Linked DNA regions of Homo sapiens: all the other regions are linked to region 3. The links are chromatin loops, found by intact Hi-C in ENCODE. Cell type or tissue: heart right ventricle. All regions are shown on one strand. Links, peaks and the distances in the headings refer to the core of each region. The heading gives the core; the rest is flanking DNA. Region 1 has its middle 11 kb from the start of MEP1A. Region 2 overlaps CYP39A1 (cytochrome P450 family 39 subfamily A member 1). Region 3 overlaps RCAN2 (regulator of calcineurin 2).

Region 1 (7,660 bases), core at 2,579-7,578, 360 kb before region 3:
GTGTTATACTAAGAGGCCATATGGTGTGTGATTTCACTAACATAAAATACAAGAAAAGGTGAAGCTATAATAATAGAATCCAGATCAGTGGTTGCCAGTGGCCAAAGGTTGGGAGTGGAAGGAGATTTGACTACAAAGACAAGAGGAAACTTTGGGGGTGATGGAAATGTTCTATATCTCGATTGTGTTGGTGGTTACACATCGTAAAAGTTTGTCATAACTCATGGAATTGTATATTTAAAATTGACAAGTTTTCTTGTATGTAAGTTACACCTTAATAAAGTTGACTTTACAAAAAATTAGGGACCCTGGGAGCCATATCCCACCTCTTCCACTGACACACCAGGTGACATTGGGTGAAACACTGAATCTGTGTTTTTGTTTCTTCTTTTCTTAACATGGGCTAATGAGACCTTGTCTGCCTCTCTTATTACTAGGTCAAGAGAATTTCAAATGTGCAAGTAAAAGGCTTTGCAATGTATTAGATGCTATGTAAATATTTAACTTCATCGTTATTGTTCCCTCACTGAGGACTATGCTTTCATGATTCTCAGAGGTTGAGTTGATTTATTTTGATGGATTTCGTAACAGTTTGGTTTTGATCTCCTTGTAAGAAGGGCAGCTTTGGAGGCTGAGCCCGGGCTTTGTGGTTCCGGGTCAGCACGTTTTAGGGAAGACCCAACACTTGGCTCTGGATTTAGCCCATCAAGTGGCTGAGCAGATGGGAACAAGATCTTTGGAAGCTTTTTACCAATAACCACACACCCCTAAATAATCAACAAGTCCATGTCCCCTGTGTGACTGGATGAGAAACCAATGCTGAGGGTGATCCGTGCAGAATCTGCTCATGGAACAACATGAGCAACTGATGGTTAGCTTTGTGGTTAGAAACTTCCTTGATTCTCATCCAAGGATTTATCTCCTTACTGCTGGCTGTTTTCCTGAAGAAGCAAAAATGTGTTCTCCATTCTGAAAGCAATTCTTCTCCCACCAATTTTTATTTATTTTTTTGTTTTAGAGCTCAATATGCCACTGATTTCAAAACTGTTCACACTGTAAAGAAACATGAGTAGCACAGATAAATCCATCTTGACATATCCAGTCAGTATTTGATCAGGTCACCAACATGCACTTGGGCCCATATTGGATGCTAAGAGGGAAACTAAGAAGAATATTGCACTTTCCTTGTTCTCAAGGCCTTTAAATTTAATTTTTCCTGAAAGTGCAGTCCCTTCATTTACTGAGTCAGTGGCAAAAAAAAATGCTATGACATTAAAACATGTCCATTATGAAATTAAATCCTTCTTTAAAAATATAAAAAGAAGAAAAGAAAAATCACTATAAGTGCCACTGTTGACTTATGCTCTGATTCCTTCCAGTTTTTTATTATTTATATAGACATATTTTATAATAATATAAAATTTATCCACTTACATTTTGACCATTAGGGCTTTCAAAGAGTCATTGAGTTGGAGTGTCACCCATTTTTCCTAAATTACCCTCCTCAGGAGCATTCATCAGTGCTCAATTCTTCCCCAACAGATGTTGACCAAGGCAGAACCCCACTGAAAATACTGTGGGTCTCCAGATGTCTCAGCTTTTTAAAAAGTAATGCTTATTAAGTTATTTTATATTTACAATTAATAGTTAATACAAGAAAATTGGAAGAAAAAAACACTAGGAAAATGCTAACTTTAATCTCAAAGTAACCACTGTCAGCATCTCAGGGTGTGTCCTAGATTATTCCTCCGTGCCTATTTTTCTTTGTAAAAATACTGGTGACATTGGACTTACAGCCTGGCTTCTAAATATTTCTGCATGTCCACAGATATTCTTTAACAGCATGCTTTTCAGTAGTGACCTATAATTTCATTAAATGGATATGCTGACTAAGCAAGCCTGTGCTATGAAATGTAGAGGTTACTTCCAGTTGATTTTGCTTGTCACAGGCAATGCTACAGGAAATATCCTTGCATTTGCAATCTTAAGTTATTGCCTTAGAACAAATTCCAAGAAGGGGAATTGCTGAGTTAAATATATTTAGTTGTTTTTTTAAAAAAAATAAAGGAAGAAAATATAATTACATAACATCCCCAATTTCCCCACTCTCTGAAAGCACCTTAAAGAAAGGTGAAGGCAATTTGAGCTCCTTCAGCCAAAGATCCTAAGAATTCAGGAATTAACTCCTCAAGAGGGAAACAAAGTAATAATACTATGATTTGGTGGCTTACAAAAGGCAACACAAAAATGAGGAATATTAGGACCAATAAAGTGGAGAAAGCAATTTCCACTCTTCCATTCTTTGATAGATGCTGTGTTACATGTAATAACACGTTTAGCAAGAATGGCAAAATATGTTTCCTCTAGTAGACCCTTCAAATGGAATGATAGTTTTAAATACAATAGACATGACATGTCTCTTAAGGGGCAAAGGAAGTCAACTTCTGTTATCTGTATTCTACAACCAGAAAAGAGTCAGGTATTTAACACCATTATATTACTTAATCTTCACTGAGGCTCTTTGACATTTGTTAGGGACTGAATGTTTATGTCCACCCATCCTCCCAAAATTCATATGTTGGAGTCCTAACCCTAGTGTGGCTATATTTGGAGATGGAGCCTCTAAGGAAATAATCAAAGTTAAGTAAGGTCAAAAAGGTGGGTCCATGATCAGGCAGAATATGTCCTTAAAAGAAGAGATAACAGGCCAGGTATGGTGGCTCACGCCTGTAATCCCAGCACTTTGGGAGGCCAAGGCAGGTGGATCATGAGGTCAGGAGATCGAGACCATCCTGGCCAACATGGTGAAACCTGGTTTCTTCTAAAAATACAAAAATTAGCTAGGCGTGGTGGTGCGTGACTGTAGTCCCAGCTACTAGGGAGACTGAGGCAGGAGAATGGCTTGAACCCAGGAGGGGGAGGTTGCAATGAGCTGAGATCCAGCCTGGGCAACAGAGCAAGACTTCGTCTTAAAAAAAAAAAAAAAGCCCTCACTAAAAACCAAATTTGCCAACACCCTGATCTTGGATGTCTTGGCCTCTAAACCTGTAAGAAAATACAATTTCTGATGTTTCAGCCACTCAGCCTGTCATATGTTGTTATGGCAGTCTGAGAAGTCTAATACAACATGGATATTATCATCATCTACATTATAGATGAGAAAACTTCAAGTGAGGAAGGCTAACAATATACAGCAGGTCATACAGTAAGGATCTGACAGTTTTTGAACTCACCTCTGTCTGAGGCCACAGCCCGTGGTCTATCTGCTTTATCTTCTTGACTCTACAAGAAGGAAAAAAGTTGGTGACTGACTACCTTTCAGGTGTGATTTGAGACACTCTAGTCAACTGTTCTAGGTCCTAAGACATGTTCATTATTATCTGCCTCCATTCCTGAAATTCCACCATTAAAGAATCTGTGCCCAATGTTCCAAGGTTTACTCTCTTTCTGGAACTTTTCTCTGAAATTCTGAAACCTCCCAAAAAGAATAATATTTTAAACCAAGGAATCTGACATATAGTCCCCTCCCCAAATGTATAGCTCACCTGTACATTACAAAGGTAATATTTTCAGAATATTACCTTTGTCTAATAATCTAGACAGTAAATAAGGAGAACAACCAGGCCTACCCAGTTGCCCATCATTGCAATTATGTTGCAAAAAAAATGTCAAGCAAGAAGGCTAAAATAAAAAAGTAATCATAATTAAAACTAAATGCAATTATTATATAATTTAGAGCTACTTAATTCTATTATAATTACATCTTAAAATTGGGGTATTTTGAAGGTTTACTGACAAAAAAATGACAGAGAAGAATAAAGCCTCCATTATACCCTTGATTTTTTTTTGTTTCTGTTTTTGTTTTTTCGAGTCTTATCAACACGTGCAAGCCAACCAGGCAAGAACTTTCTCTAATTCCTTTGCTGTCAGTTAAATATTCTTGCAGATACACTCTCACATATCCTCCACTTCCAATACATGCAAGGTTTCAGATTATGTGACCCACTCCTCCTAAAGAAAATGTAGACAACAAGCTAATAACTTTTTTGGCTACAATTTATTCATTCAAGCCTGTTCTTGCTCTCATATTTCCTACGTCAATTGCCATCCACTTAGTTGCTCCAAATCAGAAATTTTGGAGCCATTCTTGCCTCTTCCTTTCACGGCAACCAGTTTCAGCAGGTTCTGTGGATTCACCCTCATCAAAACTCTCTAAACCATCTGTTTACGGTCTTCCTGATACCCACACCTCATCGTAGGTCAAGGTCAGCATCATCACCCCCCTTCCATCAGGGCATCAGCCTTATCATTAGCCTCCTCCACCAATGACTCTTATTCAAGAATGTCTAAGGGATGAAGAACCATAAGGTATTATTAAAAGTATTAATTTTTAAAATTAATTAAATTTATTAAATTAAAATTTATTAAATTAATTTTAATAAAAATAAATTAAAATTTATTAAATTAATTTTAATTAAATTTATTAAATTAATTTTAATTAAATTTATTAAATTAATTTTAATTAAATTTATTAAATTAAAATTAAAAATTAATTTTAAAAGTATTTTAAAAGGTATTATTGAAATATTTGCCATACTATATATTTCTCTTGAGGCATATCTCTTCAGGATCTTTTATGCACACTCACCGTGTTAATGCTATTCTCATGAAAGATCTTACATTCTTAGCAGGATCTCAGATTGTTGATGTTTTATAATTTGAGGATAAGTCACTTAATTTCTTTGAAATGTGTTTGCTTTATCCGTCAAATGATGTTACACCTTGGTGATGTAGTTCTCAAATTCTAAGGCTCTCGGTTGTCTTGAGTAAACTTATCTACTAAGATATTATTTGCTTTTCTAATTTATTTCTAAGGGTTCAGTGCATACATTGGTGAATGAATGCTGCTGTGCTTAGACTGTTTAATCCTTTTTGATGCAAGTCTGCTCCTCTTTGGTATTAAGTGTTCCACAAGAGGGCGCCCACTTTCTGGCAAATTGGATATTATATCCATAGGCTTCAAATTTTAGGGAAATCCCCGAGGGCAATTTAAACAGCAGTTTAAACTTGTAACCTATTTAAATAGTAAATATAACTTGCTTAAATATTTCAAAAGATAATTGTTAGTTAAATTTATTTAAGTTTTTAAAGAGTATCTCTACAAATGGGGTGAACTGGTGATTTTTCAATGATATTGAAATGATGAAAGACGTCAAATTTATATGAAGACATACTTGGGGTTCTATTAGACTTTCTAGAGAACCTTCATTTTCTTAACTTCCTACTTAATAGGCATGCTTCCTAATTACATCTGAATGGTCTACCTCAGAGGGTTTTATGGAGGTTGATTTAAAGTACATGAAAATGATTTGAAACATTATCTAAATATAGGCTATTGTTTTTAGGCACGAGTTTATTGCTAAAAATCAGGACTCAGGTTTTGTCTTAATTATCTTAATCATCATTACATATTTATAGCGGGAAAAGTTAAAACAAAATTATAAAAGTTTCAGTTTTTCATCTTGAAATGTCTCTACTTGAAATTCCTATCAAATAGATGAAAGATAACCATGTAAATAGCATGTCTGCACTCAACAGCATCAAACTTTTTATGCTACATGGTGGCTTTATCAAAATAAAGCCACTGAGTCAGACATTTTCAATAAAAAATAATTTGGGGTAGAATTCTTCACAAAAACAATAAAGCACTCTGGAGAGCAAATAAGCAGTTTCGAGGAAAGATTCTGCTACCCATTGAGAAAATTTGATTCAAGGGTCCACATTTATAAACTTTAGGCAAATTATAATGGAGTCTGATGATGGAGAGGATGGTGATGGTGAAGGGAGTGGGGCAAAGTTGATGGGAATAAAGGAAGGGAAATGAATGAAGTTGGGAGATTGGTAGGGGATGAGGAAGGAGGAACAAACTGATAGTCAAAGGGACCCTGCAGGCAGGAAGACATTAGGTCAGGACAACAAACACAAGACAGCAGCTTCCAGCCTCACTGGAAACTCAAACTTGCATTTGAGTCCTTTGAGAAGGACTCAAAACATCACATAAAAGGCAAAGCAGCCACCCAGGAGGCTAGCCAGGGCATCAAAAGATGTGAGAAATGACATCTATATATGAGGTTATAAAGTTAGTAGGAAGAGTATACGTTTCTCTTTCAGTATGGGTTTGAGTGACTTTGAGAAAGTTAATGTTTCTGAGCTTCCATCTCTTCAACTTTTTTTTCTAATCTATTTTATTTTCATTTACTATTATTATTTTTATTATTTCAATAGTTTTTGGGGAACAGGTGGTATTTTGTTATATGGATAAGTTCTCTAGCAGTGATTTCTGAGATTTCAGTGCACCCATCATGCAAGCAGTGTACACTGAACCCAACGTGTAGTGTTTTATCCCTCACCCCCTCCCATCCTTCCTCCTAGAGTCTATTATATCTTTTTTTTTTTTTTTTTTTGATGAAATCTCGCTCTGTCTCCAGGCTGGAGTGCAGGGGCGCCATCTCGGCTCACTGCAACCTCTGCCTCCGAGGTTCAAGCGATTCTCCTGCCTCAGCCTCCCGAGTAGCTGGGACTATAGGCACGCATCACCACGCCCAGCTAATTTTTGTATTTTTAGTAGAGACAGGGTTTCACCATGTTGGCCAGGATGGTCTTGATCTCCTGACCTCGTGATTCTCCCGCCTTGGCCTCCCAAAGTGCTGGGATTACAGGCATGAGCCACCGCGCCTGGCCCATTATATCATTCGTATGCCTTTGTGTCCTCATAACTTAGCTCCCACTTATTACTGAGAACATTTGATGTTTGGTTTTCCATTCCTGAGTTATTACACTTAGAATAATGGTCTCCAATTCCATCCAAGTTGATGTGAGTGCCATTACTTTGTTCCTTTTTATGGCTGAGTAGTATTCCATGGGATATATACATATATACATATATATACACACATATATACATATATACACATACATATATATACATATATACATATATACGCATATATACATATATATACGCATATATACATATATACATATATATACGCATATATACATATATACACATATACACATATATACATATATACATATATACATATATACACATATATACATATATACATATATACATATATACACATATATACATATATACATATATACATATATACACATATATACACATATATACATATATACACATATACACATATATACATATATACATATATACATATATATACACATATATACATATATACATATACACACACTTGTTATATATACTTGTTCCATATTTTAGTAATTGTGAATTGTGCTGCTATAAACATGTGTGTGCAAGTGTCTTTTTCTTATAATGACTTTTCCTCTGGGTAGATATGCAGCAGTGTCAATGGTAGATCTACCTTTAGTTCTTTAAGGAATCTCCACACCGTTTTACGTAGTGGTTGTACTAGTTTACATTCCCACCAGTAGTGGAGAAGAGTTCCCTTTTCACCACATCCATGTCAACATCTATTATTTTTTTCATTTTTTAAGTATGGTCATACTTTCAGAAGTAAGGTGGTATCACACTGTGGTTTTGATTTGCATTACCCTGATAATTAGCGTGTTGAGCATTCTTTCAAGTCTGTTGGCCATTTGTATATCTTCT
Region 2 (11,129 bases), core at 3,276-8,275, 210 kb before region 3:
TTGTAGACAAGAATAATGATTGCACAACAATTATGTAATCCTTCTCATTTTTTCCTTTAAAAATTGTTGTCTTCCTTTAACTCTCTGAATACGCACATAGTTTACTATTGCATGCATTTTCCCATTGCCATGCTCTATTCTCAAGTAAACATCTTTTCTTAAAAATAAAAAAAAAAGATAGTAGTATCTGCATCTTGGAGTTATAGTGAGGAGTGAAATGGGTTAAATACTTGCAATACACTTAAAACAGTACTTGCCCTTAGCAAGCAGTGAGTTGATATTAGCTCCCATTATTTCTATCACCTAGACATAAGTTATTTAAGATTAAAAGTAGATGAGTAACTTAATGAAAATGTTACAGTGTCTGAATTTTTTCCCATGATGGAGAGCCGTCACTGGCAAAGACAAATCTGGGGAAACCGCCCGATGAAGAAAATACTTTAGTGGGATTTGTTTGGTGACTTGAGAACAACATGTCTTGAGATGGGTAGCCTTGGATGGGGCCCTGCCCTGAGCTGTCACTGTTCAAGTCAAATGTCCGTTCTCTGTATGGTTTTAGAGTATTGTGGTATTTGTAATATTCTGGCTTGGCAGTTCTGTCTCCCATGGTGAATGGGCTGAGAATCTGTATGGTGGATGGGGGTGTAGTTTTCTCCTGAATGCACCAGAGATGTGTGTTTCTCTATTGCTTGCATTTTGCTAAGAGCAGAGGTTTATAAGACAGGGATTCCAGAGCAGTGTGGAGGGCAGAGATAATAACACACAATTTGCCAATTCAGTTTGGTAAAGTAGAGATCCAAAGTGCATTTTACCCTCTGAAAGGTTTTATTTTAAGCACTTTTTAGGTACTAACTCATTTAATTCTCACAACAATCCTACGAGGTAGGTACCATATTATGAACATTTTATGGATGAGGACACAGAGGCACAGAGAGATTAAAGTAGCTTGTTCAAGGTCATCCAGCTCTTAAATAGCTGAGCCAGGATTTGAACAAATGCAGTGAGGCGGTCAAGCTCCAGAATCCCTACTCCTAATTACTATACTACAGTAAGGACATAAATCCCTTCACATGCCTCAAACTGCAAAACCTGGGAATGGCAGAAATGATATCTTTCATATTAAAGAAAAAGGCATGATCTCTTGTTTATTAACATCGATATTTGTCACATAGCCATGGTTTGGCAATGTTTATTTCTTTTAAACAGACATTATTGCAAGCTACGCTGGATATTGTAGAGACGGAAACAAGTAAGGAAAACTCACCCAATTATGGGCTCTTACTGCTTTGGGCTTCTCTGTCTAATGCTGTTCCTGTAAGTATATTAGTAAAGTATGAGTTACGTTGCTCTCCACTGTCCTTTCATCTTTTTTTCCTTCATTTCTGTCTTCCATTCTTTTTTCCACTCATCACTCATTATGGAAAAGAAAAAAACTACAGTGGATTTGGTTGTGAGATAAAAACCAAAACTGAATGCCTAATGAAATCTGATTAGGTTACAAAGGAGACGAAACAGATCTCAAGCAAATTCTGTCCTCTGAAAGGCAGTGTGTAACAGGATGAGGGAAAAGCTTGCCCTTTGGGGCCAGTTGTAGACAACATCTGTTTATGGAACACTTTTTGTATGTCTACCAATGTGCTCAGTATTGGTATTGAAAAGATGAATAGGGATTGGCCACATGCTTTTATTGGAAAGAGTAAGTAAATGGATAGTTTCAGGTAACTTGGGCTTGGATCCAGACATCCCAATTTGTAGTTGTAGACTGTCATGGTGGTAATTTAAATTTTCTGTGCCTCCATTTCCTAATAAGAGATAATGTACTATTTTACCTAATAAGGGTAAAAAAAGGGATAATGTATGTGAACCTCCCACTGTGGTCTTAGAACTTGGGTGCTCAATAAATGGTAATTCTCATTTCTCTACAAAGTTGTTATGAGGATTTAATAAGATAAGCCTAGCTGGTATCAATGAATATTAGCTCTTTCTCTCCATTTGTACCCATTCTCCTTCTGTGTGCCATTCCTGTTTGCATTGCTTAGCATTATGGTCCTACAAGCTTCCGCATGAATGGTGCTGGTGAAATTGGAACTTTCAACACTTCTAAAGAGAGGCAAGACTTAAAAAACTGTTTTTTGTGGGTTTTTTTGTTGTTGTTGTTGTTTTGTTTTGTTTTGTTTTTTTGAGATGGTGTCTCATTCTATCACCCAGGCTGGAGTGCAATGGCGTGATCTCGGCTCACTGCAACCTCTGCTTCCCGGGTTCAAGCGATTCCCCTGCCTCAGCCTCCTGAGCAGCTGGGATTACATGCGTGAGCTACTGGGCCCGGCTAAAAAACTGTTTCTTTTAAAATCTGTCTTGCATTAGATTAGAGCCATGAGATTTGTCTGTCACGTCATGTTCAGTGCCAACAGTTTCCTGGGCCAGGAGGTTCTCACATTAGCCTAAGATGCTACTTATATTATCTGAAATTAAAGGGTAACTTTTTAAATATACTTGTTTTCTACTAAACAGGAGGATTTAACCTATCCATGATGATATGTGTGGGCATTTTTCTTCCTTTTTCTTCTAACAGATAGAAATTAGGAAGATGTTTTAAGTATTATTTATTTAGCCTTACTTTTATAAAGGCCTAGGTTGTTAAAGGCTTTCTCAGTCATGATATTCTAGTTTCCCTTAACTTGTTGAAAAATTTACTGCATAAAGAGAAGGGATAGAAATTCTGGCCTCTTTTCTCAAAGGTATGTTAGCCAGTGGAATATACATTTCATCTGATATGGTCAAGTAAAAGTAGTCTAAACCCTTCCCCTTCTTTATGTACCTATAATATTCTTCTCTGGTTTTTCCTTAAATAATATTCTTGGAAACTGATTAAGCTATAGCAAAATTGAGAAACAAACATCAAAACAACTCTCAAAGTAGCAACAAAACAGGCACTCCTGTCAAAGAATTATTTTTCAATATCTTGTTAGAAACATCCCCCGGAAGAAAGACACACAAAGCCCCATTGATCTGACACAGGGGAAGTCGGTTCTTTGGAATTTGTTCTTGGCGCTGGTCTGAAAGGATTTAAATCATTCATTTCAGAAAGAAAGTGTCTGATGATTAGAGAATATTCCATCTCACTGGCTCTTGTTGGCACCTCCAAGAGGCAGCCTGGTGAGCAGGCAGAGATCCTGGAGAGGCTTTAGAGTCAGATCCAAAGCCAATTGCCAGCACTGGGTAACAGTGGGCCAATTGTTTAACCTGCCCAAGCCTCAGTGCCCTTATCTGTAAAATGGGATTAATGCTATACCTACCTTAAAGGGTTGTTGTAAGGATTATTTTGGTAAGAAATAGATTGTGGCTAATAGCACCTGGTTCAGCATAGGTCTTCAATAAATGCTAGTTTTCTTCCCTTACAAAAATTATCTCCCTAGTTTCAGTCAATCATTATTTTCAATGGCCCGTTAATACTGAACATAGGCTTCCAAATATTTGATGGCTCAAAGGCCCCAGAGTGGGAATATCCACTGCTATTCTGCTTTAGTGACCTTTATTGCTGCTGAGAATACCAGAAGCCCTACCAGAGGTGTAGGTGGTGGGGCCTGTCTTTTCCTGGAGCCCAGAGTATATCTATATCTCCTCTCTCCTACTTTGTACTCTGCCTCAAGGCCCATAGGACTCAGAGCTCAGGCTTCAGATGGGTTAGGCACTGGGTCACTAGGAGGCTCCATTGTGGCCCAAGATATTAACTATAATTTATGAAATTATTTTTATGGGAAAACCATTTCTAAGTTCCAAGAAATTTCTGACTGCCAAATGATTTTTTTAGAAGATTTCTCCAAACCAATCACAAAGCTGACATTTTACCTTTTTTATCTGCTGCATCTCTTACATTCTTTCTAAATACTTTCAGTAGCAATTGCTACCCCATCCCACTCTCAACTCCCACAGTATTTATTTTTTGTAACATGTGTTTGCTCTCTCACTGTCTTGTACATTTCGTTCATTTTTCTCCAATATGTATTCATATGCCCAACTAAATGTGAAAATACTTTGGACAGGAATTATCTCCCAACATATTTGTGTTTACCATGATCGGTAGAAGACTCTCTGGCATGGTATGAAGACTCCATCAAAATCTCTTTTTGAATAGATAAATCAGTACCAAAGAACACACTCAATTCATCTTCTCTTTGACACAGCAAAGATACAGAGTTTTCCTCCTTGCCCTTTCTCTCATTTGTTCTTACCTCTCCAAAACAATGGAATGACATTATGGTGGCTGCTTCTGCAGTTCAGTGAGCTGAGTGGCCCTTCTTCTTCTTGCCCATCTCTGACCTTGGACTTGAACTGTTTTACAAAATACTAATTGGTACTGTTGGGAGCAGTTTTCAACCCCTTTCCCAAATGTGGGTGCACAAAGACCTCAAAGTCACTTATTCTTGCTTATTGATGTAGTAATACATATAAACTTTTATTAACTATTTTATATGCCTTTTTATCTTTTAAAAATACTTTGGCTTTTTTAAAAATAGAAAAAATTTTAAAAACTGTAATCTGTTAAGGAAAAAGGAGACATTAAAAAAAAGTGGCTCACGCCTGTAATACCAGCACTTCGGGAGGCTGAGGCGGGCGGATCACAAGGTCAGGAGATCGAGATCATCCTAGCTAACACGGTGAAACCCTGTCTCTACTAAAAATACAAAAAATTAGCCATGCGTGGTGGCAGGTGTTTGTAGTCCCAGCTACTCGGAAGGCTGAGGCAGAAGAATGGTGTGAACCCAGGAGGCGGAGCTTGCAGTGAGCCGAGATTGCGCCACTGCACTCCAGCCTAGGCAACAGAGCGAGACTCTGTCTCAAAAAAAAAAAAAATAAATAAATAAAAGTAACAGCCATTTGTAGTTTAGCTAAATTGCTTATGTTTGTCATTTAAAAAGTAGTATCCAATTTTATTGAATCTCTAAAGCTATATTTAGGCACATACAACTATGAACATCCGTTTTGCGTAACTGAAAATCTAAGTAATATGGCTTGGCTCTGTGTACCCACCCGCATCTCATCTTGAATTGTAATCCCCACATGTAAAGGGAGGGACCTGGTGGGAGGTGATTGGATAATGGGGACAGTTTTCCCCAGGCTGTCCTTGTGATAGTGAGTGAGTTCTCATAATATCTGATGCTTTAAAAGTGTTTGGCCATTTTCCCCACCCCCTTCTTCTGCCACCGTGTAAGATGTGCCTTGCTTCCCATTTGCCTTCTGCCATGATTGTAAGTTTCCTGAGGCCTCCCCACCCATGCAGAACTGTGAGTCAGTTGAACCTCTTTTGTTTATAAATTACCCAGTCTCAGGGAATTCTTTATAAAGAAGTGTGAAAACAGACTAATACATTATGTCTTATCACTATTTTTTTCCCCAACATGAACTCTGACTCTTCAAGTAAGATGAAGTGAGTATGGAGTAGTTATTAATTGAATTCAGTAATTTAGCACTTTTATCTGTAGTTAATAGTAGAAAGGGGGCCTGAGTAGAGACAGGACAAGATAGTTCTCTGAGCATCTGTTTCATCATCTGTAAAAATGAACTAGAAAATCTCTAGGATAAATCTTTCTTAATCTGGATAACACTCCTGAAAGAAAGCCTCTAAATTGAGGACCCTTGGTTCCCCTATTCACATCGTTTATGTAAACAGTACCATATTTATCCTTGCACTATCAATTTAAAGTTAGAAAGGGAAAAATAATGAACAGTATTGAATTTGGCTTATTTGAGCACTTCTTTTCGGACAATTGCTCTTCCTCTTTTGACCACAGAGGGGAGTATTGGTATTATTTAAAGGTACATAATGTTACCTCACAAAAGAGACAGACTAAATTTAGTCAAAATATTGCATGAATCATTTCAGGACCAATTCTCCTAGATGAAATCTCTTTCATAATAAATGTATTTAGAAAAAAATGAAAGTGAAACCCACACTTCTTTGGATGATTTTATACAGGTTTTCTTTATTACGTAACCTAAGAATAGAAGCAAAACTATTTACCTGAGGAGGAAGTTAATTTTTAAGATGTAAAGCAGTATGATTTTATCTTGTAATACCACAACGAGGAAAGATATGAAATAAGTTTGAGTGGCCAAGAGAGAAAATGTGCAAATATACTATATTCAATAGCATTCAAGTGTGAAAGGACTCAAAAATTTTTTTTCTTTTATTTACTAATTCAGAGCCAAAAAAAGCCAAAAAAAAGGACTTTGTTTTTGACATTGAGTACTCTCATAATTTAGTTTACGGGATGGTTTCCTGCTGCATTTTCCTGGGCTTATTTAAAACTACTGTGTTTCAGTTGCAGAATATAAAATGTGCTAATTCACTTGTATTCTAAGGAAATTAAATCTTAAGAAATGTTTTTGTTTTGGATTAATATTCTTAAGTGTCATAACTAGTTGCTTCTGAAAATTTAATATATGCCTATATAATATTTTGTGTTACTCATTAGTAAAAATAACAACTTTTCTCATTTTTAGTGAAGATAGATGTTTAATCTATTTAAATTATATAGTTAAATTATAGTGACAAAATAAAAATTTAAATCTGGCTTCTTGGAGATATATTACATATCTCTTATTAATAATATCTAGTTGTTTTCAAAATATGCTTTCTACTAATGTGCTCTTAAGGTTAATTTAAACATCATCCTTTTTAAAAAATATATGTATGGCTAATACTAAATATGCTTTTGTTCACCTTCAAAGAAGTTCATATTTTTGATATATGTTTTTCTTTTTAAGGTTGCATTTTGGACACTTGCATACGTCCTTTCTCATCCTGATATCCACAAGGCCATTATGGAAGGCATATCTTCTGTGTTTGGCAAAGCAGGTACTAAACCTTATTATATAGGAAGACACAGCTAATAATGCATGTTTGTCACACATTATTGGCAAAGCTAAATACCTATAATTTTATAAAAATTCAACATAATCCAAAATTCAACATAATTTGTTATATATCAGGATATAAATTGATCAGGTAGAATCCTAGAGTTTAATTACTGTCAAGCATATTTTTGTGCAACTCCTTCATTTTCCAAATGATGAAATCAGTGCTATAGAGATTGTGATTTGCCTAATTTCCTTACTTAAATATATATACACCTGTTTGTTCTTCTAATGTCTTGGATCCTCACCTCAATTGAATGAATGTCCACAGTTTTCAAGTTCAGGATTTTTCAGATTTTATAAAAGTAATAAGGGTATATTCCATATATTACATAAGAGCCCTAATAGGACTGTAGAGGTCAGGTAAGGCTTGCTACCAAAGGATTATTAAAAGACAACAAACAAAAAACAAGTAAACAAAAAGAAATAAAAAAACCCTTATGGTTGTTAGAAATTTGAGGATTTAGGAGCTGCAAATAGGGATTGTTGCCTTGAACTCTTTAGTTCAGATGTCAGCTGTTTATTTATCATCTCTTTTAAAAAGCAAATACAAGCTTGAATAGAGAGTACTCAACTACTTGTTTATTCAGCATAATTTGACCAATCTGGGGAGTTGACTTTTTTAAACTTCTTAATATGTCGTATTATGTATCCTGATATAAAAAGAATAAGAAATGATAGGGTTTTCTTGGAAGAAAACAATATAATATTAGGGCAAAAGGTATGATGCCAGTTAATGGTTTTCCCTCTCCCTTCCATGATTACTGAAAATATTTTATTTAAAGTTTTTTTTTTTGGATTGCTTCTTATGGAGTTAAACCAAAAAGTAAACTGGCTTGGCAACCATGAATATCTAAGTAATATTGTCTGAGCCTTGAGTATGCGTCAGCAGATGCTGGACCTTATAGAAATGGTGAGCATCATTATCATTGAATGCCAACAATGCTAACAGGTTAGATTCTGGAAAGACACTGGTGAATATAAGAGAAGACAACTGGCCTTTGTGCAGCTTGCATCTACAAAACAAATAGAAAGGCACATGCCCACATGTCTACAAATGGAAAAAGGCAATGCACTCTTGATTGTCACATATTCTCCTTTATCATTTCCTTACTAGAGTCTTTTCCTGACTTAGGGTACTCCAAATTTGTGGCTTTAGGAAATAAAAGAGTAGAGAGGGGATGATGGGGATAACGTGGGGGGTCCTCTCTGACCCAAAGGCCACAACAGAAGTGTAACATTAATCTAAATTTCTACAAGGCTTGATTCTAGAACTCTTGAACCCAGTTCTAGTGGAGAAAGATTAAAACCTTTTTGCTTTTTCTATGTTATTGTTTATTTTTAAAACCCATTGTTCTCTTCTGACACAAAAAATGCTCCTTCGAATAGTACTACCACTGCAACAGCTACATTATATGGATGCTTTCAGTCTATAAGACACTACTGCAGAATTGAAAACTATTTATGAAAGACATCAAACTTTTTTTTTAACCATACTTATACAGAAGCTATTCAATAATCCATACATAAGATCTAGTAGCAGCTCAGGAATTTAAATGTTGTGAGAGGAGTCCACAGATCTTTGGAAGCTGATATCAAGGAAGATATCCATGTGTCCATACAAAGGATTCTGTCAAGGAAGGAACATTTAAGTACATTCGATTAGTCAGGATTCTCCAGAGAAATGGAACCAATTAGGATGTAAATAGATACATAGATAAAGAGAGAGAGAAAACTCAAAAGACATTTATTATAAAAAATTGGCTGACCTGACTATGGAGGCTGAGGAGTCCCATGATGTGCTGTTGATGCAGGCTCTCAGTGGATTGGATGGTGCACACTTACATTAGGGAGGGAAGCCTACTTTACTGAGCCCACGAATTCAAATACTCATCTGTCATCCAGAAACACCCTCACAGACACACCCAGAATAATGGTTAAACTGAATACCCCATGGCCAGTCAAGTTAACATATAGAATTAACCATCATCTAGGCATCATCTAATCTGTTGAGTTTTGTTTCTCTGGAGAACCCTGAGTAAATTTACCCACCCACATATAGGAGGGCAGTCTGCCCTACTCAGTCTACTGATTGAAATGCTAATATCAACTAGTAATACCCTCACAGACACACCCAGAAATAATGTTTAGTCAAATATCTGGGCACCCCCGATCCAGTCAAGTTACATGTACAAATTATCATCACAGGCATGGAACAGGAATCTGACTCAGCACAGCAGTTTTTCTGTTCTATGCTCTTGTCTCCCGCAAGATCACCATTTCCTTCTTGGGAAAGTCTTTTATGAATTTCCAATGCTGTATCTCTGTGGCTTCAACACTCACTTCTAGGCACTTTGCCCAACTTTCTTATAAAACAAATCTCAGGGTAAAAACTACTATTGAATACTTGCGAAAGGAAAGGGTCAGACTCATACCACTTTTCTAAAGGCAGTTAGTTCTTGAACTATCTTGATAGCTGCCTTTCAGCCTACTCTTGTGTTCTCTATTTGTTTACTTTAAAATGAAAGCTTTTTGGGGCTCCTTTGTGAAGATGCTTGCTTAGCCCCAATTATTTTGGGTGGTGCTTTTCATTATTCTACTTCCTCTAACTAATCCTGTACACCTTCTATCTAAGTCTTTATTATCTAAGTCTTTATTATCTTCCTAAGTCTTCATTATCTGCTTCTTCCTTTTCTTGTTTTACAGCTGTGTTTTTATTTTTTAATTGCACACTTTTTAATTTACTTTTTAGCAACAGGGTCTCACTTTGTCACCTGGAGTACAGTGGAATGATCATAGCTCACTACAGCCTCGAGCTCCTGGGCTCAAGTGATCCTCCTGCCACAGCCTCCTGAGTAGCTAGGACCACAAGTGTGTGCCAGCATATTGGGCTTCATTTTTTTTAATGGGACATTGGGGCAGAGGAAGGTAGAAGTGCGTTCTCAGGTTGTCATCTTGAGCTATAAGTTTGTGTGCATGTAACATGCATCAACTTATAAATAAAATTATATATATATAATCATAGATAATTAACATACCATAAAATTTATCCTTTCAAAGTGTGAAATGTAGTAGTTTTTAGTATATTTATAAGATTGCAACCATCAACACTGTCTAGTCCCAGAACATTTTTATCACCTTCAAAATAAATCCCATACCCATTAGGAGTCACTTTCTGTTTCCTTCTATTTCTAGCTTCTGACGACCATTAATTTACTTATTGTCCTGACACATTTGCCTTTTGTGGACAGTCCATATAAATGGAAACATATGATATGTGGTCCTTTGTGTCTGGCTCCTTTCGTCTAGTGTACAGTTTTATATTATAATGTTTTACATTAATTGATTTTCAGGTCTTGAAGCATCCATGCATTTCTGGAATAAATCCTGCTTAATCCTCATGTATAATTTTCTTTATATGTTGCTAGATTCAGTTTGCTAGTATTTTTTGAAGTATTTTTTTTGAAGAATCTATGTTAATAAGGAATATTGACTTATAATTTTCTTTTCTTAAAATAACTTTGTCTGGTTTTGGTATCAAGATAATTCTGGCTTTAGAGAGTGTATTTCTTCCTCTTCTAATTTTTGAAAGAGGTTATGAAAGATTGATATTATTTCTTCTTTAAACATATGGTAGAATTCACCAATGAAGTGATCTGGTCCTAAGATTTTCTTTTTGAGAAGTTTTTTGATTAATTCAGTCTTTCTACTTGTTACTGGTCTATTTAGATTATCTATTTCTTCTTGAGTCAGTTTTATACTTTATGTCTTTTTAGGACTATGTCCATTTCATCTAGATTATCTAATTTGTTGGTATAAAATTTTTCATAGTGTTCCACACAATCCATTTTATTTCTGTAAGGGCACTGGAAAACCAAATATTTCATTCCTGATTTTAGTTTGGGTCCTGTTTTACCTTCTGGGTCATTGTAGCTACATATTTGTCAATTTTGTTTTCAAAGAACTCACTTTTTAATTTTGTTTATTTTAACTTGATTTTATTTTTCCTAGTGATTTTTGTATTTAATTTAATTTTGTTCTAATCTTTACAATTTCTCTATTTAGTTCTTTAGAAAAGATTTCCTTAGTTCTTTGAACATAATGAAAATATCTGATTTAAAATCTTTATTAAGTCCAGCAACAGTTTCTTCAGGGACGCTTTCTGTTGATTCCTTTTTTTCCTCTGTGAATAATCTATTCAGACAGTCTTC
Region 3 (11,129 bases), core at 3,816-8,815:
AATTCTTACATCAGTCTAAATATATCTTCACTAGAATACAGTTACCAAAGTATAGTCTGATAATTCCTGGGGGTTACTAAGATCCTTTCAGGGATCTGTGAAGTTAACCACAATATTAAAAGTGGTAAAATGTTACCTCTTTTTAGGTACAAGGATGTTTTTGCCTTTTTCACTTATATTCTCACATAGGTGCACAGTGGAGTTTTCTAGAGGCTGCATGATGTGTGGTGATGTCATTGCTCTGAGGACTAATGGAATGAGCTTTTGTGCATTCCTGTGCTTTAAAACTTTGCTCAAATTTTTAATACAGTAAATACACACTGATATAATCCACATAAATGAAAGAACTTTGGTGTCCTCAATAATTTTTAAAAGCATAATGGATCTCTAAGACCACAAAGTTTCAGAGCCACTGCTCTAGAATAAGATCGCTCCTGGTGGATGACAGGATCATCTTGCAAGAGCTGTTGACATCCAGCCTGTTGAAGAAAGGGGACCACATGCATGCCTGAGGAGTCTAATTTTCTCTGTCAAGATCATTACTTGGTATGTATTATACAATTATTTGTTCCTGGCTAGAACAAAAGCTCCATGAGGGTAAGGGCTTTTTGACTGCTTTGTTCACCACTCTATGCCCAGGGCTTATAACAGTATCTAGCACGCCCCCAATATGCATTTGTTTAAATTTGAAAGCATTGATTAAAATCTAAGACATTGAAATATTTAACTGTTTACTATGTGCTAACCTTGTTATATATATTATCTATAGTATTCCCAGAATCCCTGGGTGGAAGATACATTATCTCCATTCTGTTTAAGGAAGTGAAGTAACTTGTCCCAGGTCACACAGTCTGTCAGGGGCAGCCTAAGGACTCACACATTGCCGCCTCTGCTCCATTGGCTCCTTGAGGCCAGATAAGTAGGGGTGTGTGGCAGATATCACAGATCTAAGGAGTTCGGTATAGAGGGGTCAACTCATTTGGAAGAAAACAACAGTGCATTCTAGGGATAGGTGCAGACAAGCAGAATCTGATGCAAAGGAAGTCAGGGTCAGAGAAGAAGAACTGGAGGATGGGTTGGTAAACTGAGTCCATGACAAAGGCAGGTCACTTTCTGGCTTGTTTTATGCCCTTTGCTTCAGAGGCAGGACACCCTAGTGATTAAGATGGGAGGATTGGAGTTTGTCTGCTGGGATTTGAGTCCCAGTTCTACTTGCTTGCTGTGTAATGTCTGGTTAGTTGCTTAAGCTTTCTGTGCTTCAGTTTTCTCATGTGTAACATGAATGTGATGATAATATTCCCACTTACCTTGTGGGATTGTTTTGAAATTAAGTGAATTGATAATATTTGGATAGTCCTTAAAATGGTGCCATGCTCTTACTAAGTTCTATATAAGTCTATGTAAGTACGAGCAGTTATTTTATTGGAAATTGTCAGGGGCTCATGAAACTTCCTTGTAAGTAAAAGGGATGAACCAGGTTTCAGTGGAGTCAGAGGCAGGGCTGCTGGGATGGTGGTACAGAGTGGTTAGCTCGCAGGTTCGAGAACCACACTTTTGCCACACTTATTGGCTGCGTGTTCTTGGGTTAGTTACCTAACCCTTTTGTGCTTTAGCTTCCTTCTATGTAAAATAGAGAAGACAAGAGGGCTGATGTGATTGAATTATGTGAAGTAGTAAGTTAATGAATATAGACTGTTTAGAGAAGTACCTGGACCGTGGTATGTGGTATACTCAATGTAGTTCTTACTGCATCATCAGATTATGCCTTCAGTGATTGGAAAAGGAAGTTCAGTCTAATCTCAGAAATCAAAGATGTGGCAAAAATTGTAACTATCTAAGACAATAGGATTTAAAATGTGATAATCAGATCACAATAAAAACAATGAGATAATAAGGTACCCATAATTAAATTACAAAATGTATAAGGAAACAGGTTAATGATTTATACAAGTAGATTTAAAAAATGTCTATCGAAGGTGAAACCCTGAGTATTGACTTCAGAGAGGAAGGGTCAGTATTCTCGAGCTAATAAGTCCATATTATACCAAGGAAGAGGAAAGAGCTCACCAGAGTTGTGGATAAGAATCAACCTTCAAGAAGGAGGAGAAATAGCTTGGTCTCATCTTGTCTCTTTTCTGTTCTCTCTTGCTTTTTTCTTTGTTCTATCCTCTACAATATTGAAAAGTGTAAAATACAAACACTATAGGATTGGCCATCTAGAGTCCTGGGTTTTAGACTTGGTCTGGTCTGCTATAATCAACAGTGTGATCTTAGACAAGCCACTTGGCCTCCTGGGACCCCAGTCTCCTCATTTGGAAATAAGAAGGCAAATTATCTTAAGAGTCCTTTCTTAGGCTGATTCTTGGAATCACCTAAACAATCCACAAATACTAGGACTTCCTGGAATAAAATTAGGAATCCAGATGGTCTAATACTAATGCTTAGACCCACTCCTTCACCAAGGCACTAGATACCCCAAATGAAACACCTGGACCTCCCCAGGAACCAAGGTCCTCTGGATCCTCTGGCCTGACAGTCACAGGAGGATGGTCTGAGATAAGTCTGTCTGGTCCTAAAGTAATGCATACTTGACAAGAAGTTGGTTATCTTGACATAGCATTACTCCTTGTGAAAAATGCCCTTGAGAGCTTTGTTTATTCTCTTCACCTCCTCATCAGTAGTACTGTGCTAACATTTCTGTTATTCATCATGTTTTAAAATTAGCTTCTTAATCCTCTTAATATTTTCAACTTCTCTGCCTTGAGATAGGCACCCAGCCTGAACTTGGTTTTCTGCAGCCTTTGTACAGCATATAAATAACAAGAATGGATTGTTCCCATAGCCTTGGCTTCTTCACTAAATTAACTACATTTACTCATTACTCTTATTTTTGTTCTTGGTGGAATAGACCTAAATTTTCTCAACTAAATTTGGCTTTGAAATTCTATGGTATGTTCTTTATCTCCATTCACTTTGATGTTGGTAGCTTTTTAAATCTGTTTGGAACATGTCTTCCTTCGTTTTTAAAAGCATCCCTTTTCTATGAGGCTTTGGCTTATTTTCTTTTTCTTTTACTAGCTTCTCTTTCTTCTCTACTCCCTGTCTTAGTCCATTTGTGTTACTATAAAGGAATACCTGAGGTTGGATAATTGATAAAGAAAAGAGGTTTATTTGTTGTTCTGCAGGCTGTATAGGAAGCATGGTGCCAGCATCCACTTCTGGTGAGGGCTTCAGGCTGCTTCCACTCATGGCAGAAGAAGAAGGAATACAGGGATCACAAGGCTAGAAAGGAGGCCAGAGAGGGCTGGGCCGGGGAGGTGCCAGGCTCTTTTTTACAACCAGCTGGCAGGAGAACTCTCGCAGGAACTAACAGTGAGAACTCACTCATCCCCACCACCCAGGGAGGATATTAATCTATTAGTGAGGGATCCTCCCTCATGACCCCAACACCTCCCATTAAGCCCCACCTCCAACACTGGGGATCAGATTTCAAATGAGATTTGGAAGAGTCAAACAAACCAAACTGCAGCACTCCCTAAGGCATCTATTCTTATGGTCCTATACGTAGCTCACTTCTTATTTCTAAATAATTATTTTCCTTGGAAATTATATTTACTAACAGTTTTCTATCTCCTTTAAGCAGATGATGTTTATGTTTTGATATTTATTTATTTTTATCAGCTGGTTACTTTCATCATTCATTAGCCATTTATTGAGTACCTATTATGAATTATGTACTGTGCTGGTACTAAGGATATAAAGATCAGTGACTTTCTCTACTTTTAATGAGTTCTAATGGAGTCTCATTGAAGTGACAGACACAGAGTTAGATAATGCCAACCCAATATAACATGCTAAACTAGGATGTTAAACAAACTGCTTTTGGAACCTGGAGAAGTGAGTAAATGACCTCTGAGGACTATCAAGGAAAGACTTCCTGGAAGAAAGGACATTGGCAGTGGGTATTAAAAGTTGAGTAGGAGTTTGTGAGTTGCGACATCTCCCAACTTCCTTCTGCTCTGTTCACTCTGATGTTTCACTGTCATCTTAAATTTAACATGTCAAAAGTCAAATTCTTTATCTTTCACCCTAAATTACTTCACTCACTTGAGTTTCCTATTACATTATTCTCTGAATCATCCTTTTGGCGTTTTTGTCTCTTTCCTCTCTGTTGTCCTGCTGTCAGCCACAAAGTCATCTGCGTGCTTTCTTCATTTTTTCATTCAGTTGTTCCCACTGCCCCAGACACTTCATACTCTGCCACCTCCTGTCTGGGTTATTACAGTGGACTCCAGCTGATTAATCTGCCTAAGTTTACTTTCCCCATTTAATCTGTTTTGTACATCATTGCCCATTGCTCTTTTTTTGGATATCAGTTTGATTCTGTCACTCATCTATTTAGAAATAATGGCAAACTGGCACTTGCTCAATGCTGGGATGGTTTGTGAAGTAATTTTAAAAAATGTTATCTCATTTCATTATCAAAACAACTTTGTGAAATAAATACTGGAACTTACTGAATATCCTCTAAATTTAGAATTCAGTAGTCTATGAGCTCCTGTAACCAGGGATGACATCATGTTCATCTCAGCCTCCTTAGTGCCTAGCACAGTGCTGATTCATAAATGATGTTAAAAACACATTATGGATTCACTCCTGCCTAGTGTCTGTGCATCTTTATGTGCCCAGTTAAAAATAGTTGATCAGGCTGGGTGCAGTGGCTCATGTCTGTAATCCCAGCTGTTTGGGGGGCCGAGGAGGGCAGATTACCTGAGGTCAAGAGTTCGAGACCAGCCTGGCCAACATGATAAAACCCCATCTCTACTAAAAGTACAAAAAAAAGTAGCCGGGCCTGATGGTGGGTACCTGTAATCCCAGCTACTTGGGAGGCTGAGGCAGGAGAATCACTTGAACCCAGGAGGGGAGGTTGCAGTGAGCCGAGATTGCACCATTGCACTCCAGCCTGGGAGACAGAGTGAGACACCATCTCAAAAAAAAAAAAAAAAAAGTTAATCAGAAGACATTGAAATGACATTATAAAAAATAACAGGACAGTTTTGCCAATATTTCCAGTGCTGATTCCACACCCTGCTCAGCAGTCAGAGAATCACTTCTTCATGCTGTGATTACTGCTGTTGCTGAACCGCTCTTGAGCCTGAAGATTCCTGATGGATTCTTAACAGTCAGTGCTATATAGATACAGAACCACTCCTTGCAAATAGCTCCCCTTAATGATGCAACCAAGACTCTTGCACACGGTAGTCTGTATTATTCTTAAAATCAGACTCAATTTAATTGTCTTGCATGGATTTTAGTGATACGATGATAACTAAAACATTTGTTTAAATGCTCTAGTCTTTCAGGTTTTGTTTTTTTTTTTAATGTGAGGGTTGTATGGCTTATAATCTGTACTCTGTTTATCTGCCTGTCTTAACTCCTAACTTCATAGGAAAACTGGTTGTAGAAGGGATAATATTAAATATACTTAAAAATATTAATGAAGTAAAATAATTTAAGTCTTGTCTGCGAGAATTTGAAATTTTAAATCTGACAACACAGTGAAAAGGATCTGTCTACTCTTGTCTGGCATGAACCAATTTGGGTAAAAAGACTACATGACTTTTTTGGTTGTTAATGTTTTTATGAAATCATAGAATATAATCTATACTGAATTTTGAAAGGCAGTTTGCCAACACGAAGAATAAATGAACCAGCAAACTATTTAGAAATGTGCTTGACTTATTTATGTTCTTTCTCAGCCAAAATGGTTTGAAGACGTGAGGCTTTCTTTCCAAGAGTCCCTGCTGCCATCTGCTGGTCTTCATTATTCAGCAGCCAACTTCTAAATGGAGTCTGGATGACATGGTTCCATGAGATATGATTTTCAGGGGAAAAATATTTTGTAATTTTATTATATTTTAAAAATAGAAGTAATACTAAATTGAGATTAAATAAACAAATAATCTGCTTAGAACAATTTATTTTTATAAAATCTTGGGCAAAAATTTAAAACAGGGTCCCAGGGAAAGTCATCTTTCTCATATTAACATGTACCTTCCGTGGATGAAATCAGGTGGTTTGAAGCTGTGATAGATTGGTTTTGAAGTGAAGCAAGCTCCAAACTCCGGTACTCTGTGTGTGGATGAGGAAGAAGTTGGAATATTGGGAGAAGAGCATACTAGGCCTTCTAAACCGGTGGTTCTCAAGCTCTAGCAGAATCAGAATCACTTGGAAGGCCTGTTTGAAAAAAGGTTGTTGGGCCTTATCTAGTGGTATACTATTAAATGCTTTACAACTGGCTTATTGGTTAAAAGGCCCTGATGTGTAGCATTTGCTGACTTCCATGGTGTAAATGCTCCCGCTGTGGCTGGTTTCAAACTTTCCACATGGCATCACTAAATGTAGGGTTGAGAAGAGATGTACTGTAGCTCACTATTACGTCGTATTTTCACCATATGCCTACAATATATGCACACGGCCTGAAGAGCACAGATTGTAGCCAAATTATGTTATTTTCTTTTTTCTTTTGGGCTTTTTTTTGCTATCTCGGCTCACTGCAGCCTCCGCTTCCCAAGTAGCTAGGACTACAGGTGTGTGCCGCCACGCCCAGCTAATTTTTATATTTTTAGTAGAGACGGGGTTTCACCATGTTGGCCAGGATGGTCTTGATCTCCTGACCTTGTGATCTGCCCACCTCGGCTTCCCAAAGTGCTGGGATTACAGTCATGAGCCACTGTGCCCGGCCAATCACATTATTTTCTAAAGAAGCATTGAATTTTGAGTATTTATTATTTCTGTCTTAATCCATTTACCTGCAACTGTATATATATATATATATATATATATATATATATATACACACACACATATTTTAGAGATGATTATATTTAACAATCAGCCGATAAAATTCCTGGAAATTTAAGCCACTCCCCCAGAGTGGATGGGAGCTGGCTCCTAGCACATGACTAGTTCCACCTGTAGAGTGTCTGGTGTGGGTCAGTGGGTCTGGGGACACTGAGACTGGTCAGACGAGAATGACAAAAAGATCCACGTAGTCATTAAAGGGTGGTTACAAGGCACTGATTGTAAGGAGGGGTGGGATATGAAATCCAAATTTTGTAAGGAATTGAGGACGTGGAGCAAGTTACTTTGATTCTGGATGGCGAAAAAGTGGCAGCTTTAATGATTAGAGGGCTGAATGAAGTGGAAGAATTTTTGGAAGGGTCAGAGAGGAATATTTGAAGTGTTTATTATTTCCGTTTTAATTGATTAACTTGCACATTTATATAACTTAGTTTTTAGTGATGGCTTTAGAGTTTTAAAGTGTTTGCTTTAAAAATTCAGGTTGTTTGTCTCTGACCTTATAATGGACGTTAGATACCTAAAGTATAAGATATTTTGTTAAGATAATGTTATATTACTATATTATCATAATTTTCCTTTCTTGAAGTTTAAATAAGGATAGTGATAATAATCTCATATATGATTAATGTCAAATGATGTACAAAACAAAGGTGGGATTTGTGAGAGAACATTGGCATTTGCACCAGACAGCTGGATTCAAGTTTCAGATTATTCATTTAATAGCTGTGTGACTCTTATCACAGTAAAAATAAATAAACAAATCTAAGCCTCAGTTTTCTCATCAGTGAAATAGATCTAATAGCTTCTGCAATTAAGTATTGCAAAAATTAATTGTGTGTGTAAATTACCTGGCACAGTGCCTGGCTCTTAGGAAATGGCAGCTTTATTTTTATTGTAGTAGCATTAGACCTGTCACACAAATACTTAAGACAGCGTTTTAGTTCGTTTCTCTGAAATACACTACCCCCAAATGAAATTGAATATGTTGGATTATGTCGATAAGATTATATATAAGGAATTAGAGAAAACTGGAACATCAGTGTTTTACCCCAGCTCCTGTATTGTTTGGGGAACAGACTTCAGAAAATGGCCAGAGGAGTAATGGCAACTGAATGATAGAGGGATTCTTTCCCTGCAGTTCTTGGTTATCATAAATGAAGAGTGTCCTGCTTTTTATCCAAATTGATATGTCCCTTTCTTGGTTTTTTAAAACTAAATTTTAATCTGAGTTCATTATCATAATCTTTCTTCATCAATTTGTTTCTCTTTATTGACTTTTTAATCAGGAGGCTTAGAAACAAATTATAGCTCTTAAAGAATAAATCTTACGTGAGAGCTCTTTGAGGTAAGATATGCACATCCAAACAACAGTGAGATATCATTTTTATCTCTCAAATATGTGAAGTGAATGAAGCTAACACTCAGTAGGGGAGAACATGTAGTGAATCCTTCATGAAGGATTGTAAATTGGTACCTTTCTGAAAAGCTGTTGGACAATACAGCAAGAGTCATAAAAATGCCCATGAATTTTGACATAGCATTTTCCATCTATGACACATGTATTCTCCATCTATGCATTTACTTGAAGGAAATAGTAAAGCAATATTGGACAAAGATTTAGGAACAAACATATTCATCACAGTGAAAATAGCAAAATAAGTATGGAAGAAATAAAGTCTAGCAATATGAGAATGGTTTAAAATGATGGCACATTTATGCAATGGTAAATGCTGTAAGATTGAATTTTTTGGACAAAAATTATAAAACTGAATGTTTTTTATAATCTCAGTTCTATAATAAGCACAGAAAAAATTTTGGAATATCTATCAAAACATTAACCATTGTTATCAGTATGGTAGAAAATCAGAGCAGGACACGGTGGCTCATGCCTGTAATCCCAGCCCTTTGGGAGGCCAAGGTGGGCGGATCGCTTGAGCCCAGGAGTTCGAGACCAGCCTGGGCAACATGATGAAACCCCATCTCTACAAAAAATAAAAACATTAGCTGGGGATGGTGGTACATGTCTGTAGTCCCAAGTCCTAGCCACTCGGAAGGCTGAGGTGGGAGGATTGCTTGAGCCTGGGAGGTTGAGGGAGCAGTGAGCCATGATTGTGCCACTATACTCCAGCATGGGTGACAGAGCGAGACACTATCTGAAAAAAAGAAAAGAAAGAAAAAGGCAATCAGACAACTTTCATTTTGTTCTTATTTAAAAAGCTATCTATTTTCCAATATTCTACAATAACAATGTTTATTTTTATATTAAAAATGAAACTTTAAAGGATGTTAAACTTATTGAGGAAGAAGGTACCATACTAGATCCTTCCACTTTTGACCCTCTTACTCTTTGCTTACAATAATTGAATTTCTGCCATTCCTTCATTATTGGAATTGCTTGCTTAGAGGTGATTGGTGCCTTAAGTGGTCAACTGCAAAGACCTCTTCTTAGCCCTTAGCTCACTTAATTTTTTACAAAATCTTACTTAATCGATTTATTCTTTATTCATATTAAATAACAGCTTTATTGAGAGATAATTCATATACAGTTATCCCTCAGTATCCATGGGTTCTGAATCCATAGATTGAATCAATTGTGATTTGAAAGTATTAAAAAATACTGTGTCTGTACTGAACATATGCAGACATTTTTCTTGTCGGTTATTACCTAAACAATACAGCATAACAACAATTTACATAGCATTTACATTGTACTAAGTATTATAAGTAATCTACAGTTGATTTAAATGATCCAAGAGTTTGTTAGTAGTTATATGCAAATATTACATCATTTTATATCACAGACTCAAGTATCCATGGATTTTAGTATTCATAGGAGATCCTGGAACAAATCTCTCACAGATATTGAGGAACGAGTGTATATGAAATTCATTATTTTGAAATGTACAATCATTGTTTTGTCCTTCACATGCTCATCTTTTTGAACTTCTATGACTGGGCATCACCCTAGTTTATTTATTAATTTTTTTTTAAAAGTCATTGGGTGCCACCTATGTGCTAGGTACTAGTTCCTCTCCTAACTCTCCTTTTTAGTCTTCTTTGCTAAATCCTCTTCCTCTGCCCAGCCCTCAAATATCAACATCCTCCAACTCTATTCTCCTGTTCCTCCATAGTTTGTTTATGCAAATGGTTCTCACTTCACCTTTGCTCAGGATATCTCCTGAATCTATTCACTCACATGTGCTACTGAGGCCTGAATGCTCACAGGTCTGGGACTATAGCTGAACTTAACACCCTGTGTCCCTGCATACAGCTTCATTCCTGTTTCCCCTTCTGTTTTCCTTATCTCATTTATGGTGTCACCGTCTTGCAAGCCAATCATTGTAGAAGTTTTAGAGACATGTTTGATTCAGACTGTCCATTCAATCCTCAAATCTTACTGATTTTAAGCGTCTTGATTCTATACCCTTAATCCGTTCCTACAGCTAGTGCCCTGGTTCCGCCGTCATCAGCTCAGTTCTGCTCATGTGGATAGTGCAGTGGTCTCTGGCATCCTGACTCTATCCTCCGCAGTTGCCAGGGTCACCTTCCTAATGGTAGCCATGGTTATATCATTCTTCTGCTCCAAAACCTTTCTACAGAATAAAGCTCAAACCCCTTGCCTCAGTAACCAAAGACATACATGATCTGGCCCCAGTCTACCTTTCCAGGACTATGTACCACTAGGGAGCCCTGTGATACCCATACAATCCAACCACATTAGAGAATTCACAATCCATAGGCACATTCTCTTCACTTCTCCATACAGTGCACTTATTTCCATTGTCCACTCCTCTTTCTTTACTAATTAAAATATGGGAAATTGTATTAGAGTTCTCAATAGAGAAACAGAACCAATAGGATGAATATATATATGTGTGCACATATATAGACAGATTTGTTTTAAGGAATTGGCTCATGAGATTGTAGAGGCTGGTAAGCCTGAAATCTGCAAGGGAAGCCAGCAGGCTTGAGACCTAGAGAAGAGCTGCAGTTCTAGTCCAGAGGCAGCCTGCTGGCAGAATTCCCTCTTTCTCCAGGGAAGTTAGTCTTTTCTCTATTAAGGCCTTCAACTGATTAGATGAGGTCCACCCACATATGGAGGGTAATATGCTTCACTCAAAGTCTACTGACTTAAATGTTAATCTCATCTAAAAATATGTTCACAAAAACACCCAGAATACTGTTTGACCAAATATCTAAGCACTGTGACCTAGCCAAGTTCGACACATAAGCTTAACCATCATAGCCATCTTTCAAGACTAGTT

What was found. Hi-C counts contacts between places; a loop is a spot of excess contacts. Peaks named below come from ENCODE experiments on the same cell type or tissue, not always from the same donor. Only the 100,000 strongest peaks of a DNase experiment are listed, where the experiment ranks them.
Region 1: a loop joins it to region 3, with 7 times the contacts of the local background. A loop is called at or near these places in 36 of 110 quality-filtered maps.
Region 2: it touches region 3 in a loop (13-fold over the local background); 92 of 110 quality-filtered maps call a loop at or near these places.

The regions. Positions count from the first base shown.
Region 1 is chr6:46,778,968-46,786,627 of GRCh38, reverse strand. No RefSeq gene overlaps it. Among named protein-coding and RNA genes, the nearest start is that of MEP1A, 11 kb to the left of the region's middle. In heart right ventricle, for the core only: CTCF peaks have their summits at 4,763 and 4,963 (motif pointing right); a DNase peak (open chromatin) is centred at 4,982.
Region 2 is chr6:46,621,148-46,632,276 of GRCh38, reverse strand. It overlaps CYP39A1 (cytochrome P450 family 39 subfamily A member 1), which reads left to right. Exons shown (of 12, transcript NM_016593.5): 6 at 1,207-1,314; 7 at 6,769-6,859. Among named protein-coding and RNA genes, the nearest start is that of CYP39A1, 26 kb to the left of the region's middle. In heart right ventricle, for the core only: a CTCF peak has its summit at 5,785; no DNase peak of the experiment used is centred there; H3K27ac peaks cover 529 bases.
Region 3 is chr6:46,414,424-46,425,552 of GRCh38, reverse strand. The region is part of intron 2 of RCAN2 (regulator of calcineurin 2); the gene reads left to right. Among named protein-coding and RNA genes, the nearest start is that of RCAN2, 71 kb to the left of the region's middle. In heart right ventricle, for the core only: a CTCF peak has its summit at 5,819 (motif pointing left); a DNase peak (open chromatin) is centred at 5,802; H3K27ac peaks cover 3,227 bases.